2 separate regions of the Homo sapiens genome follow, and region 2 is linked to region 1. Evidence: chromatin contacts called from ENCODE Hi-C or POLR2A ChIA-PET data. All regions are on one chromosome and are shown on one strand. The core of a region is the stretch at or near the end of the contact, and the rest is flanking DNA. Distances in the headings are between cores, read along the strand shown. Region 1 has its middle 39 kb from the start of URB2. Region 2 has its middle 4.9 kb from the start of LINC01736.

Region 1 (7,689 bases), core at 3,089-5,588:
CAGGAAGAAAGAAAAAGGACCTAGGGCCAAATCCACAGATCTGAGCAGGCACAAGAAATCCAAGGCAACACCAACTCACCACAAGAAATCAGAATCTAGACTAGAGCACAGGGCAGGTGAAAAAAGGAGGACTTTTGAGCAGTGATTCTGTTCATGAGGAGGGTCTGGGATATAGTTCAAGATGCCTGGTCTGGGCCACAGGGCCTGATGGCTCAGGCAGAAACTAGAATGTGAAGGGAGCTAAGGAAAAGGAGGCTGGACGGGGTGATATAGTTTGGCTGTGTCCCCACTCAAATCTCATCTTGAATTGTAGTTCCCATAATTTCCACGTGTTGTGGGTGGGACCCAGTGGGAGACAACTGAATCATGGAGGTGGTTTTCCCCATACTGTTCTTGTGGTAGTGAATAAGTCTCACGAGATCTGATGATTTTATAAAGGGAACATACTTTTGCTTGGTGTTCATTTTCTCTCGTCTGCCACCATGTAAGATGTGACTTTTGCCTTCTGCCATGATTGTGAGGCCTCCCCAGCCACATGGATCTGTGAGTCCATTAAACCTCTTTTTCTTTATAAATTACCCAGTCTCAGGTACATCTTTATCAGCAGCATGAAAATGGACTAATACACGGGGCAACCTACCCCTGACTGGTCACTTTGGAAAACCAGGTGAAGAGAGCTCCCCCTGAGCTAATTTGGAAAAGGCACCTGCTCTGGGTGGACAAAGGTACAAGACTCTGTAAAGAGAGCTCAGGTCAGATTCTGGTCCCAACTTGTTCCCTCAGCCAGGAATCTTTGGGCAGTGCACAAACCATACAACTGTATGAAGCAGACTTGAAGTTAAGCAGGTAGTTGGAGAATCTGCATCAGATACCTCTTTGCCCCACTGCAGAGCCTCTGGACCTCACCTGTCTCTCATTCCAGCTGTGTGGATTTTGACCTCCTACAGACACAACCTGACTGCACCAAACCTCCGGCCCCAGTTCTTCTATTGACAGAGGCCTCCTCCCCACTCCCCCACCAGATGCCCAGACAATGCAGGTGCAGCTCACAGGGCAGGGGTAGAACATGCCCTCCTATTAGCTCTTTCTATGCTTGGTGCCCCACGTCCCTCGCTCCTGCTGAGATTGAACTCCATAATAAAGTAATAGCACCTGTGTCCTCCATCTCTTACTTTGCTTTCTGGAAGCCTGCACTAAGGTAGAATCAATGGAAGCCATGGGCCCACCCAGAAAAGTGCACATACAAGCAGAAACTGGTACGGGTTCTCAGCGGGTTTGTGGCTCCCCTGAAGGCCAGTTTAAAAACCTCAGCCTTGAGGAGAAAGGTAGAAGTTACAGTTCCTGAGCAGAAGCATGTTAGCTTTTTCTTACTCCTGGACACACCCCAGCTCTCTGATTCTGAGGGTACTCAAGAATTGAGCATGGAGAAGGGAGCTCAACACAGCAGAGTGCAGCCTTCACTCACTTACCAGAAGCCCAAGCCTAGCCAGAGTGAGGCAGCCGTCAGATTACTGAAGAACTAGATGAAGATTTAAAACGGATTCCGAGATGAGAGAGGGTATTTCACCCCCACCACTCTCTGGGTTTTGAGCAGCCATCTCCTAATCTCTGCTTATATAGTCTTTTCACAAAAAGTCCTTTGCATCTTAGCAAGAAGCAACAAAATTGCTCTATAAGATAAACAAAAGGTTAATTACAAAACCCTGCGTACTCCAGAAGCCCACAGGCAAGAACAGCTATTTATTTCCCCAGCTCACAGCTCTGTCTGCCCTGCTGCAGGTGTCTGTCCAATGCATGCAGCCATCTGAATCACTGCACCTGCTCCCACCACACAGCAAAAGAAAATACCACCTGGGATTTGGACAGTTTCCCATAAAGCATTCCAAAGTGAGTATTCCAAAGACAGAAACATTTGCCCTTTTGGAGACCTTGAAAGGAACCTTGGCAGTTCTCCCCATTGTCTTCTAAGGAGGGAAGAAGAATCCCTCAGACTGATGCCCCATCTGTGATGAATATGCGTTCAAGAAGCTGGAGGAAACCACTAGCAATTGCTGCATGCACGCGTAAGGCACCAGCCGTGGACGTTCATGCTATCATTCTGACAACCTGTCCATCAAAAGTGGCATCCAAATGCCACCCAGAGAATCCCAGAAGTGGACATTTAAGTCTCCCCAGTGCCCTTGCTCCATGCAGATGTGCTGTGGATGAACAGCTGCTTTTCACCAGCCCAGCTCCTCTGAAACTTCCCATTGCAAAGGGAGCCACCAGACCCTGCACTTCCAGCACCACAAGCCAGCGCCAGCAGCAGTACATGTCACAGGAGCCTCATCAGAAAGTCGAATCTGGCAGAGCTGTCTTCTGCCTGTATCTCCAATCCCAATGACAATCAGAACTAGGTGTGTGGCAAACAGGTGCTGAAAACCTCAGCCCCCAGAGTATAAAGCAGCCCTCCTGACATTTGCTGGATTAGGGATGAATGCATCTGGAAATTGAGACAATCAGGAAGCTAATGTCACATTTCCAGATTTTCTGAAAACCTAAGCTGTGGGTGTTTAGTGAAACAATGACGCATTGTAATAGGAAGCATCAGCAACACTTTGCTGTGGTAAACTGCAGCCTCTGTACAGTCAGGCCACGCAGCCACACATAGTGCATGGAAAATTTAATTCAAATATTTATTCTACAAAGACGCATTCATTGACATTTATGGAGACAGGCGGGTGGAGCGCAGTTTTCAAATTGTTCTACTCTGCTGGAAGACCAGTATTCCCAGGGCATTCTTCATCCAACAAGTATTAATTGAGCACCTACTATGTGCCAGGTGCCCATTTCGGGTCCATACTCAAGCTGTGAGTAGCACAAACAGGATCCCTGCATATGCGGAGTTTAACTTCTACTGGGAAAAAAGACACCAGACAACATGCATAAGCAAAACACCTAGTAAATTGGAGAGCAACACATACTGAGGAAAAAGTAATGAAGCAGGGAAAAAGGGGACAGGATGGTCAAGGCAGGTGGGTGGGATTTTAGATGGAGTTTCCAAAAGTCATCATAAGGCCAGGCGTGGTGGCTCATGCCTGTAATCCCAGCACTTTGGGAGTCCAAGGATGGTGGATCACCTGAGGTCAGGAGTTCAAGACCAGCCTGGCCACCATGGTGAAACCCCGTCTCTACCAAAAAAATATAAAAATTAGCCAAGCATGGTGGCACGCACCTATAGTTCCAGCTACTCAGGAGGCTGAGGTGGGAGAATCGCTTGAACCTGGGAGGCAGAGGCTGCAGTGAGCCAAGATCATGCCACTGTAACCCATCCTGGGCAACAGAGCAAGACCCTGTCTCAAAAAAAAAAAAAAAAAGAAATTTGTTTTTTGAAAGGAGACTCTTTGGAGGTTTGAAGGAAGATGGAGGGACAACCACTAGGACTATTTAGAAACAATCTCTAGGATGAGTGACCACAGGCAGTAAGAGAAAAGAGGGAAGATGCTAGTGAGAGCTGGGACTGAAGGAGAGTGAGGAATTGGTTATGTCTTCCAGATTTTCAACTCAATTCAATGAGCAGAAATTGGCAAGTTTGAAAAGGACTTGCCCAGAGGCAATGGTGACATCAGGGAGTGGAAGGTCAGGAAAGTTAGAAGGTCTAGAGAGAATTGTCAAGGATTAATCCTTGAGGACACCAGTATTTTAGGGGAAGGGAGAGAAAAAGGTAACCAAGAGCATCAGAGATAGTCGAGGCCCTAGAGGATGCAGAGAGCCAGCGGGGGGTCCGACCAGCCAAGGGTGTCCAGCGATGGTCAAGGACCTACCACACATTCGTGAAGCCAGGTGTCTTTCAGAGGGCAGTTTTGATGGGAAGGATGACCAAGGAGCAAAGGTAGACTCCTTATAATTGTTGGGTAGTCAAGAGAAAAGGCTGATGGAAATGTGAGAGGATAACAGGATCGAGACTGAAGATAAATTAAGAGTATTCTGTGTGTGTCTATAAACAGCAGGGAAAGTGATAGCAGAGACTCGAGAGACAGAGGGCTATGGTTAGATGGGAAGAGATTGTGTGCCTGATTTAATCTGTTATAAAGCTCAAAGAGGGCTTAGAGAAAATACCAGTGCAGGCTGCATGCCAAGTCAGAGAATACCAGACACTGAATGGCACCGGCACCCACATCTGTCCCCACAAGAACAGCCATTCTGAGTCTTTGAAATGGCCATAGTTGGGAAACAGTTGGCCATGCCCTCTAGCATGACATTAAGGTACAGGAAGACGCAGGGCCGTGCACTGATTTGTGTTTCTGTGGGTGCTTCTTTATCACCACCTTGGCAGCCGGCCAGGCGTTACTGCTGGGATTTCCCGTGGCCTCATTTTTCTGAGTGTGTTTCTCGCCCCAGGCCCCAGCACACTTTCACCTCCGTTGAGCCTGGTCTACTGAGTCACATCCCCTCAATCCTCCTTTGTAATGAAAAACCACTCCCACTACTACTAGTTGTGTTCTTTCTGGAGCATTTCACAAACCTCTTCCTTCCTCTCATCCAAATATTTATGTTCTACGATCAACCAGAACTTCACATTAAAACCATTGTAACAATCCAGTCTCCACAAGCTCCTAACATCCCAAAGCTATGCTGCCTCATGGATGTTTCTCCCTCTGATGAAAAAAGAGATCTTCCTCCCAATAGGTGACCCCAGCAGAAGAGAGAGAACAGGATTTTGTAGAGAATCAATCCCCATGACTCCATTCCTTTCTCCCTCAACAGAGCTGGCTCTGGAGTTAAGGGTAGGGCAGGACAATCAGGGAACTCCAAAGACGAGGAAGGAGGTGACAGACCTAGGGATGCCAGTGAGGCACAGTGGTCATGGTGGCAACGGGGAACAAGCTGGGTAGAGGGACAACAGGGCAGGCCAAAGAAAGGACATTACAAACAGGCTCATTGGGCCAGGCACGGTGGCTTACACCTGTAATCCCAGCACTTTGGAGGCCAAGGCAAGAGGATCACCTGAGCCCAGGAGTTCAATTCCAGCCAGGGCAAGAGCGAAATCCCATCTCTACTTAAAAAAGATTAGCGAGGCGTGGTGGCATGCACCTGTAGTCCTAGCTACTTGGGAGGCTGACATGGGAGGAGCACTTCAGCCCAGGAGTTGGAGGCTGCAGTGAGCTAGGATCACACCACTGTACTCCAGCCTCTTAAAAAAAAGGAGCAAGGGAAGCCAAGAAGAGTCCAACAAGGAGGCTCAAGTGTGAGTTCTCACATCAGCGATGGCAGATGGGCAGGGGTGGCAGTCCTGGGAATGTGGGGTCAGGACATTTCAGAAGGGTCCCCAGTGTGGACATGAGGCTACAAAAAATATCAGCAGGAAACAAGAGGGAAGACTGGGAAAGAAGAGAGGTCACCAGCAAGCAGGAGTGATTGAGAGAGGTGGCCCAGACACACCAGGGAGGGAGGGCAGAGAAGTCAGTGAGTGGGGATGGCAGAATGGTGTTGGAAGGACGTGGGGACAAGAAAGCACAGGGCAACAGAAGTAACATCCATTAGAGAGACACGAGAGACATACAGGCTGAGGGGGAAAGGGTGAATATCACCTCTCCCTCCAGCCACTGAACTTGTCTGCTGGAAGAGATGGAAAAGGTAAACGACAAAGTAAAATTTAAAAAAAAAGGAGAGTGTTCAGAAGTTGCACAAGGGAATGAGGAATCAAAAACGACACTGCTGCTGCCTCTACAGCGGCTTTTATGAGACATAAAGCAGAAACGTATGAGCTTATTAGACAAAAGAATTCAGGCTATAGCCTGGCATGCCGGCAATAAATCAAAGTTACCTCTATGAGTTATGAGAAACCAGGGCCAGGTGCGGGGGCTAACACCTGTAATCCCAGCACTTTGGGAGGCCAAGGAAGGGAGGACTGCTTGAGGCCAGGAGTCCCAGACCAGCCTGGGCAACATAGTGAGACTATCTCTACTAAAAACTTAAAAATTAGCTGGTTGTGGTGGTGTGCACCTGTAGTCCCAACTACTTGGGAAGCTGAGACAAGAGGATCGCTTGAGCCCAGGAGTTGGAGGGTGCAGTGAGCTAGGATTGCACCACTGCACTCCAGCCTAGGCAATAGAGCGAGACCCTGTCTCCAAAGAAAAATGAAAAAGAGAAACCGAAAAAAAAAAAAACTCCCCCAAATCCCTTCAAGTAGACACCCCCTCTTTGCTGTCTTTTTTTCTGGAGACTTCACATCACTCCTTAACATTGGGCAGTTTCCACAGCTACTGTAGGAGGCTGAGTCCGGGAAGCTGCAGAAGACAGGCTGTGAAGGAGACCCACCCACTGTGGTCCACAAGCAGGGCAAGGTCGAGAACGGGGCTGTGTGTTGTCTGTGCCATTGGGGGCCCCCTGATGTACTACTGTCCAGGACCGCCCAAGGCAACATCCCAGGCAAAGTCACCCCGCTGAGCCTTCTCTCACCCAACTCCCCTTACGCCCACCCCTCCCTTCAGGTGTCCGCCCTCAGCCAAAACCAGGCTGCCACATGGATTCAGTGCAGGCATTAAGGATCAGCACCCCAGGCCCTTCCAGGGGCGCCTCTCACCACCCAGGCAGGTCTCAGTTCAAATATCACCTCTTTCTCCAGCCACTGAACTTGTCTGCTTTGCTGCCAACCCCGCGATCACCCCCTGGCCTATTTGTTTCCTGGCTCATTGTCAATGTCCTCTACTAGAAAGCTCCCTGAGGACCAGGGCCATGTCTCCGTGCCTGGTACAGACAGGTGATTCATGCACATCTGTCAGGTGATGGGGGTCTGGAGCCACAGCAAGTCCAGTGGGGACAGTCTCTCTGAAGCCCAGCATTTTGCCGTTCCCCAAGCTGAGTCCCCAACTCTGCCATGTGGAGAGCTGGCTGGGCCAACTCTCTTTGCTTGTGAGGTCTATTCTAACAGGATAAAAATGAACAACAGAGCCTCCATATTTGCCAGCCAGAAACATGTTTCTTCTACCCTATGAATCAGCAAAATGGAGTTAAAACAAATTCTTTGCTGAGGAGCGTTTAGAGTTCAAATAGAAATGACTGTGAGGAACCTGTGACTGCTTCCCCAGAAATGGGAACACAGCAGAGAGCCCTTCAGAGCTGTGCAGGGAGGAGGTGGAGTCCCAGCCTTCTCTTCGTCCTTCCCTTCCTTCAAGGCTGACTACCTGGCAGCCGCTGCCAACTCCCTTCGAAAGGCCCTGCAGTGCCACCACCAGGACGCCTGATGAACTGCTCCACGTTCGTCAGCTCACCCAGCATTCCCAAGGCAGGGGGAAAGGATGGTCCCCTCACCTCTGGCCTTCAGAACTTTCAGCACAGGAAAAACTAGCCATGGCTCCATGAAGGCCTTGGAGACAGTTAGCTTCCGGTCTGGGCACTTGAACCAGAGGCAAACCTAAGACCGTGTTTTAGCTCCCGCTTGTTTACAGCTCGTGTCCTTGAAAGGTCGCCCGCTCACACCAACACCCATCTCCAATTGTGAACAAGAAATGGCGCCACCAGACTCTCTTCGAGGCTCCTGCAGGGAGTTTACTACAGAAACAAAATTCTGTCAACACAAAGCATTAAGCGAAAGGATGCCAGACCAGCCGAAGACATTTCTGGTGGCCAGAGCTTCGAAAGGCCCTCTGCACACACAGTCTAGATGAGGAAGGGAAGGGAACAGATGACATGTGCAGTGCGTAAGGC
Region 2 (7,689 bases), core at 1,358-3,857, 330 kb before region 1:
TTCTGCATGCTCTAACTGCTCCGTGCCTCAGTTTCCTCATCTGAGAAATGGGGGTGTGAGGGGCTGAATCATGTCCCTCCAAAATTCACGTGTTGAAGCCCCAACATACAGCACCTCAGAATGTGACCATATTTGGAGACAAGATCTTTAAAAAGGTAACCAAGTTAAAATGAGATCATTGGAGTGGGCCCTAGTCCAGTATGTCTGGTGTCCTTGTAAGAAGATGGGGACACACAAAGAGCCCCCAGGGATGCTCACACATTCAGAGGGAAGACCACGTGAGGACACAGGGAGAAGACAGCCATCTGCGAGCCAAGGAGAGAGACCTCAGGAGAAACCAACCCTGCCAACACCTTGATCTCAGACTTCCAGCCTCTGGAACTGTGAAAAAATAAATGTCTGTTGTTTAAGCCACCCAATCTGTGGCACTTTGTTATGGCAGCTGGAGCTGGCTGACACAGGGAGTGTTTAGAATCATAACTATTTCAGTACCCATTCTGGTTATGTTCATTTTGGAACCAGACTGCCTAGGATCAAATGCCTGCTCATGCATTTACTTATTCTAAGCTTTAGTTGTCCAGTCTGTGCAATGGGGATACTCATTGTGCCTGCCTTGCAGGGTTGCTAGGACGTTTAGAGAGCTCATGTACATTAAGTGCTGAAGATGGCAGAGTTAGCAAATGTCTGAGCGGGAATTTGATCCCAGGTAATCCAATGCCAAAATGAATGCAACCAGAATGACTCTATGGCAAGTCAATATTGTTTAATCATAAACTGTATCTCCCTAGTCAATAAAAAATGAACATTGTAAAAATGTAGAAATAAAAGTAAAATTGCTCTCTGGATGTCACTTGTAGCCAGAACATGACTTTTCTTTGGCCAACGAGCCCTGGAGGAGCAGGAGGGCTTTGTGGCTGTCTGCCCACTCTTTCAGCTATTTGCGTCTCATAAGGAGCTCCCCAGACTCAATCCTCCGCTGCCTTCCAGCTAATCCACAACACAGAACTTCCAGAGAAAATAACTGCAAAACCCCGGTGTAAACAGGAATGATTTACTAATGTTAGGCAAACATTGGCAATGGGACCCAAAGTAGCACTGGACATTGCTCATGTGTCAAATGGAAGCAGTTTCTCTCATGGCTCCTAAGGCATATGAGTTTCTGGAAGTTGTGTTACTCTTTTTTTTTGTTTTTTGACATTCTCACTCTGTTGCTCTGGCTGGAGTGTAGCGACGCAATCATAGCCCATTTTAACTTTGAACTTCTGGGCTCAAGCGATCCTTTCCACCTCAGCTTCCCAAATAGCTGAGATTATAGGTGTATGCCATAATGCCAGTTAAGTTTTAAGTTTTTATGGAGACAGGGTCTTGCTATGTTCCTCAGGTTGGTCTTGAACTTCTGGCCTCAAGCTATCGTCCCACTTTGGCCTCCCAAAGCGCTGGGATTACAGGTGTGAGCCACCATGCCCAACCTGTGAACTCTTGTAGACTATTCTGATGGAGCATTACAGAGGTACCTGATATAGCAGTGGTGGGCATGTTGGGTGAGTCTCATTACCTGTGCAGGTGCTGGGGACAGGTAAGCCCACTTTAATTAGAAACAAGCCTGGCCCTGGGTTGAATCTCTATCTAGCTCCTCTGAAGCCAGGGTAAGCCTTTACTCAGATGCTACATCCCACTCTGTTTGGGAGCTGAGAAGTGACCACATCAGCAAAGTCCAAGCCTTTCCTTAGCCCTACCAAGTGGGTTTCACAAAGGAGGCATTCCCGTCCAGTGAGGGAGGTTGAGCCTCCCCTCTGACTGGCATGCGGTTCCCCCAGGTTTGGGCCTTGGCTACATCTGGGAACATTGCTGCTACATACTGGAAGCATCACAAAAGCCACACTCAACAAGCATCCGCCGACTCTACCAGTTCCTTAGTTAGATTTAAAAAGGAGACCTGTGCTTCCTGTTTCCCGGCTGAGAAAGGCCGCTGTGTCTTCTTATATTCTTATTATTCCCAAAGGGCTGAGTTCTCCTCACTTTCTCCCACCTCCCCTCCGAATAAATAATTCACCACGGGGCTGAAATAAAATATGTAGTCAAAAGAGAGGGAAAGCAAGGGAGCAGAAATCCTGCAGCCTTGATTACAGTGTTAGCTTCTGCGAAGGCTGTAGTAAAGTCTGCATGGGGTGGGTGTCCCAGCAGGGGCCGGTCACTAGGAGCCCGCACTCCACGGCTCTTCCACTGTCACTCCATTTCCTCATTTTCAGCAATGACATTTCAGCCTCTGAGTGGAGGGCAGGTATTTGTCGAGGCAGCTCAGCAAATACATTTGACCTTTAGAAGAAAAAAAATAAGAGATCAGGAGACAGAAGAGAGGGGAAGAAATTCTCAGTGCATTATTTCCTTTTCTCCCTTTGGCAGAACAAGTGCTGAGAAAGAATTGCCAAGAGGCAGCGTCTGCTCCAAGTGTAGCGATTTAGTACGAATTCATGATTTCCCTTTTCCTTATTTCCCTTTTGATTAATCATGGAAAGGTCTGAATGTTTTCGTTAAAGAATTATGGCCCAGAACTTTCCTTGGCAGTCAGTTGCAACTGCTTCTAAAAAGGTTCTTGTAGTTCTTTGAGGCTGCTTCTCAGAGCGTTGGAAAATGGTGCATAACCAAAGTGACTCAGGCCTCTTTCAGGGAAACTGGGTAATATTAATTCTCCTATTTCACAGCTGCAAAACAAGAGATGAACTGAGGTTAAAGGCCCAATTCAAATAGCTCTAGCTCACGTATCATGGGGTCTGGAGATTTAAGGGGAGTACATAGGGAAGGAACAGAAAACAGACCCTGGGTTGAGGTGGCATCTCCTAAAAATTGTTATCGCACCTATTAAAGCCTTTATTTCTCACCTTATTGGTGAGCAAGCAACAGGGCAGAGATGTGCTGCTTCCCTGGTGACCACTCTTGCCACTGATGGGGCCATGGAAGAGCCACTAGACCCGGCTGGGCACAGTGGCTCGGTCCTTTAATCCCAGCGTTTTGGGAGGCTGAGGCAGGAGGATCACTTGAGCCCAGGAGTTCAGGGCTGCAGTAAGCTATGATTGCACCATTGTCCTCCAGCCTAGGTGAGAGAGTGAAACTCTGTCTCAAAAAGGAACCACTAGATCTAAAGCCAGGAGACCCTGCTCAGCCTGGCCTGGCTTCCAAGGCCTAACCTCTACTTCTCAGAGTGACTCGGGCGAGTAACTGCCCCTTCTCTCTGGACCCTCACAGTAGGGAGGGCTCAAAAGTTCTGCATGATAGTCGCTGGTCATAGCAATGTGGCACCACCTCCCCTCAGCCCTCCATAATTCACTTATGTGTTCTTGGACAGATCATGATAGCAAATACTTTTATGGCATTTACTCTGTGTCAGGCTGTACACTAAACCTTTGCATATATGCATGAATTTTTTTTTAACCTTACAACAAGTAGTGGTATTAACATTCCCATTTGCAGATGAGGACACTGAGGCACAAAGACATTGTGAAACTAACAGATTAAGAGTTTAATGCACAAAGAGATCACCTTCCCAAACTCACACTACAGTGCGGAGCTGAGCGAGGCAGCCTGGCTCCAGCGTCAGTACCTTGCCCTGATAGCTCTGTCCTCTAGCTTGATAGCTCTGTCTCCCATCTGCCCTCCTGGGAGGCTACTGGGGTCAATAGTCTTTTGTGCATCTTTTCCAAAAATGTTGCATGGCATTGATGCATATAAATAGACACAAATACAAATTGTAGCATTTATACTCTTCCTTTTTGCACCAAATACAATGACATAATTTATTTTTTTGAAACAGAGTCTCACTCCATCACCTGGGCTGGAGTGCAGTGTTGCAATCTTGGCTTACTGCAACCTGCGCCTTCCAAGTTCATGCAATTCTCCCGCCTCAGCCTCCCAAGTAGCTGGATTACAGGCACCCACACAACCATGCCCGGCTAGTTTTTGTGCGTGTGTGTGTGTGTTTTTTTAGTAGAGATGGGGTTTTGCCATGTCGGCCAGGCTGGTCTTGAACTCCTGACCTCAAGTGATCCACCTGCCTTGGCCTCCCAAAGTGCTGGGATTACAGACGTGAGCCACCACATCCAGCCAATAACATGATCCTTTTATATAAACTCATATAGAGCTGCCACATTCTTTTTAACAACTGCATAGTATATTCCGTCATATAAACCATAATGTATAAACTCACTTCCTGATGCATATTTAGGTTATTTTCATTATTTTACTATTACAATGAATACAGCAATGACTATTCTTGTAGATATATCATTTTGCATTAAGTGCAGTTTGTACAAAATGACTGCCCCAAAGATATTCACGTTCTAATCCCTGGAACTTTTGAGTATGTTATGTTATATGACAAAAAGGATTATGTAGATGGAATCAAGGTTATAGACCTTAAGAAACCAAGGTTACCCAGGATTATCTGGATGAACAGCCTCATAACATGAGCCTTTGTTATGGTCTAAATATACGCATGGCCCCTAAATCGTATGTTGAAACCTACTCCCCAAGGTGATGGTATTAAGAGGCGGAGCCTTTGGGATATGATGATGTCATGAGGGTAGAGCACTCTTGGGGTTAGTGCCCTCGTAAAAGAGGCCTGAGACGGCTGGGCGCAGTGGCTCATGCCTGTAATCCCAGCACTGAGAGGCCGAGGCGGGTGGATCACCAGGTCAGGAGATCAAGACCATTCTGACCAACATGGTGAAACCCCCTCTCTAGTAAAAATACAAAAAATTAGCTGGGCTTGGTGGCATGTGCCTGTAGTCCCAGCTGGCTGAGGCAGGAGAATCGCTTGAACCCAGGAGGTGGAGGTTGCAGTGAGCCGAGATCAGGCCACTGCACTCCAGCCTGGGTGACAGAGCGAGACTCTGTCTCAAAAAAAAAAAAAAAAAGGCCTGAGGGAACTTGGTTGCCCCTCCCACCACGTGAGGACACACAGAAGATACCATTTCTGAGGAACAGGCCCTGGCCAGTCACTGAATCTGCTGGTAAGGAAGACCTTGGACTGCCCAGCCTCCAGAACTGTGAGCAATAAATTTCTGTTGTTTACAAATTATTTTACCAAGTCTCAGGTATTTTGTTATATCAGCCCAGACAGACTAAGACAGCCCTTCAAAGCACAGAGCTTTCTCCAGCTGGAGGCAGGAGGGATGAGGGAATGCCAGAGAGATTTGAATCATGAGAAAGACAACTCACCATGGCTGGCTTTGAAAAAGAAGGATCCTTGAGCCAGGGAGTGTGGGAAGCCTCCAGATACTGAGAAACAGTCCTGGCTGGCAGCAGCAAGGGATCAGGGACCTCAGTGCTATGATTGCTTGGAACCAAGTTTTATCAATAACCTGAATGAGTCTGCAACTGGATTCCTCACAGGGCCTCTAGATAAGAGCCCTGGTCAGCCAACACCTTGACTTTAGCCTTGTGGGATCCAAAGCAGAGAAACCAGCTGAGCCATTTGGCTTTCTGAGCCATAGAAATGTGAGATAATAACTTTGTGGTTTTTTAAACACGAAATTTGTGGCAATCTGTTACAGAAGCAATAGAAAACTAGAGCACTGCTGATTACTTACAAGTAGAATAGCTGAGTCAAAGAGTACATGCATGGACAGATACTGGCAAATAGCTCCCCTTGAACTGAGACCTGCCTGAAGATACCTACCTTCTTGGAGCCTCACTTTCTATACCAGAAAAATGGGAATAACAACAACCTTGAGGCTATTGTAAGGATGAGAAAAACACACACACACATTCATATGTGTATACACACGCATGTATGCATACTTACATGTATGAGCATTGTATTAGTTCATTTTGCATTGCTGTAAAGGAATACCTGGGGCTGAGTTATTTATAAAGAAAGAGGTTTGTTTGGCTCACAGTTCTGCAGGCTGTACAAGCATGGTACCAGCATCTGCTCAGCTTCATGGAGGACTCAGAAGCTTTTACTCATAGGTATAAGTAGTGGTCCTTCTACCATGTGCACACACACGTATATTAGAGAGAACACTTCCACACTTTGCTTCTCGTAGGTGTGTTAGGTTGTTTTTGCATTTCTGTAAAGAAATACCTGAGGCTGGATGATTTATAAAGAAAAAAGGTTTATTTGGCTCATGTTTCTGCAAGCTGTACAAACATGGCACCACCATCAGCTTGGCTTCTGCTGAGGACCCCAGGAAGCTTATAATCATGGTAGAAGGTGAAGCAGGAGCAGGCACATCACATAGTGAGAGCAGGAACAAGAGAGCAAGGAGGAGGGCCCAGCCTTTTTAAAACAATCAGACACTGGGTGAACTAAATGAGCAAGAACTCACTTATCACCAAGAGGATGGTGCTAAGCCATGCATGAGGGAGCCACCTCCGTGATCCAAACACCTCCCACCTCCAACACTGGGAGTCACTTTTCAACACGAGATTTGGAGGGGACAAATATCCAAACCATATCAGTAGGTCTTCCATAAGTGACAGTTACTATATAGTTTCAGAATTAATTAAAATGCATCTGAACATTGTAGCCAACAGTTTACAGATGGAAAACTAGGCTCAAGATCGTCAGGTGATATGCCCAGGGTCAGGCCACAAAAGATGTGAACCATTATCCCCTCAACCCCAGCAGGGTGTGTTTTCACCCTGCTGACCTTGTCTCCAGATGCCTGGGGGCAGTGACAGGCCCCCTTTCAGGGAACAGGTGTCCTTTCCAGGTTGAGCACTGTTCCACACAGCCCATTAACATAGTGTCGCAGCCTGTCCCCGGGGGGATTACAATGTTCTCCCTGCCGCAGAATTCTAAAGGTGCCTTGTATTTTCTTGTGGTGCAAGGATTTGAGTGATGAAATACAGACTTCAACAAGAAATGTTGCCAAGACAACAAGGTTGCAGAACCAAGACTTTTTCTTTCTTGGAAAGAAATAGAAAGGATTATTATAATTTACCTCTCTTTGGGGGCAGGCCAGACTCTGGATAACATGAAACTTGAGTTGAACCATTTTTAGATTATTTATCTAAGTGGCTTCCAAATTTCATTTCACATGCTGCTGTATCAGAGTCACCTGGGGTGCTTGTTGGGAACCCAAAGTTGGGGTCCTCCTTTGACTTGCTAACTCTGAGTGTCTGGGATGAGGCCTGAGAAGCTGATTTGGAACAAGCTGCTCTGTGTGATTCTATTTGTATCTGGGTGTGGACACTAATGTTCCAGCATCTTGGATGGAAGACAGTGGTCCAGGCTGCATGAGCTGAGTGATAGGAAGCCCCTAGTAGAAAGCTCTTTCCTTGGAGCCACGGTCCTTCTCACTTGAATTGCCACCAGTTCAGAATGCCGTCTCGAAAAATAAAACTCAATGCTTTCATCAACGTGACAGCTTTGCAAGCACTTGAAGGCAAGTATATCCACAGTGTCAGACAGGCTCCCCAAACTCCTCCTGGGAGGCCAGAGCCTTCTTCTACCTCCCAGCTGCCCTTATGGCAGTGCCTACCTAGGCTTCCTCTCTTTGCTTCCACATCTTTTTGTTCATTTCATTCAGGGGCCTGTTTTCTTCCATGTCAGGGCTCTACAGGGCTCTGCTCACGCCAGGCTGATGTGTTCAGGAGTGCTAGTGGATTGATGTATCACTGCACTTCTACATATGTTGTTAACTGGCGTCTTCTGGTAGTAAATCCAATGGTTGCTGTGATGGTGAG

The links. Hi-C counts contacts between places; a loop is a spot of excess contacts on that map. ChIA-PET counts read pairs that join two places held with the same protein, here RNA polymerase II (POLR2A). Pooled maps may share reads with other maps.
Region 2: a map of gastrocnemius medialis shows a loop between it and region 1 (2.7-fold over the local background). The contact joins two enhancer-like sites. A Hi-C loop is called at or near these places in 1 of 168 maps with a recorded cell type or tissue (gastrocnemius medialis) and 4 of 50 pooled maps. POLR2A ChIA-PET finds 5 or more read pairs at or near these places in 2 of 52 experiments (H1 and PC-9).

What each region holds. Positions count from the first base shown.
Region 1 is chr1:229,660,965-229,668,653 of GRCh38, reverse strand. No RefSeq gene overlaps it. Among named protein-coding and RNA genes, the nearest start is that of URB2, 39 kb to the right of the region's middle. Within about 2 kb of position 4,338, at least 5 of the 41 ENCODE cell types and tissues checked have a DNase peak (open chromatin) inside an H3K27ac peak, as active enhancers do.
Region 2 is chr1:229,994,014-230,001,702 of GRCh38, reverse strand. No RefSeq gene overlaps it. Among named protein-coding and RNA genes, the nearest start is that of LINC01736, 4.9 kb to the left of the region's middle. Within about 2 kb of position 2,607, at least 7 of the 41 ENCODE cell types and tissues checked have a DNase peak (open chromatin) inside an H3K27ac peak, as active enhancers do.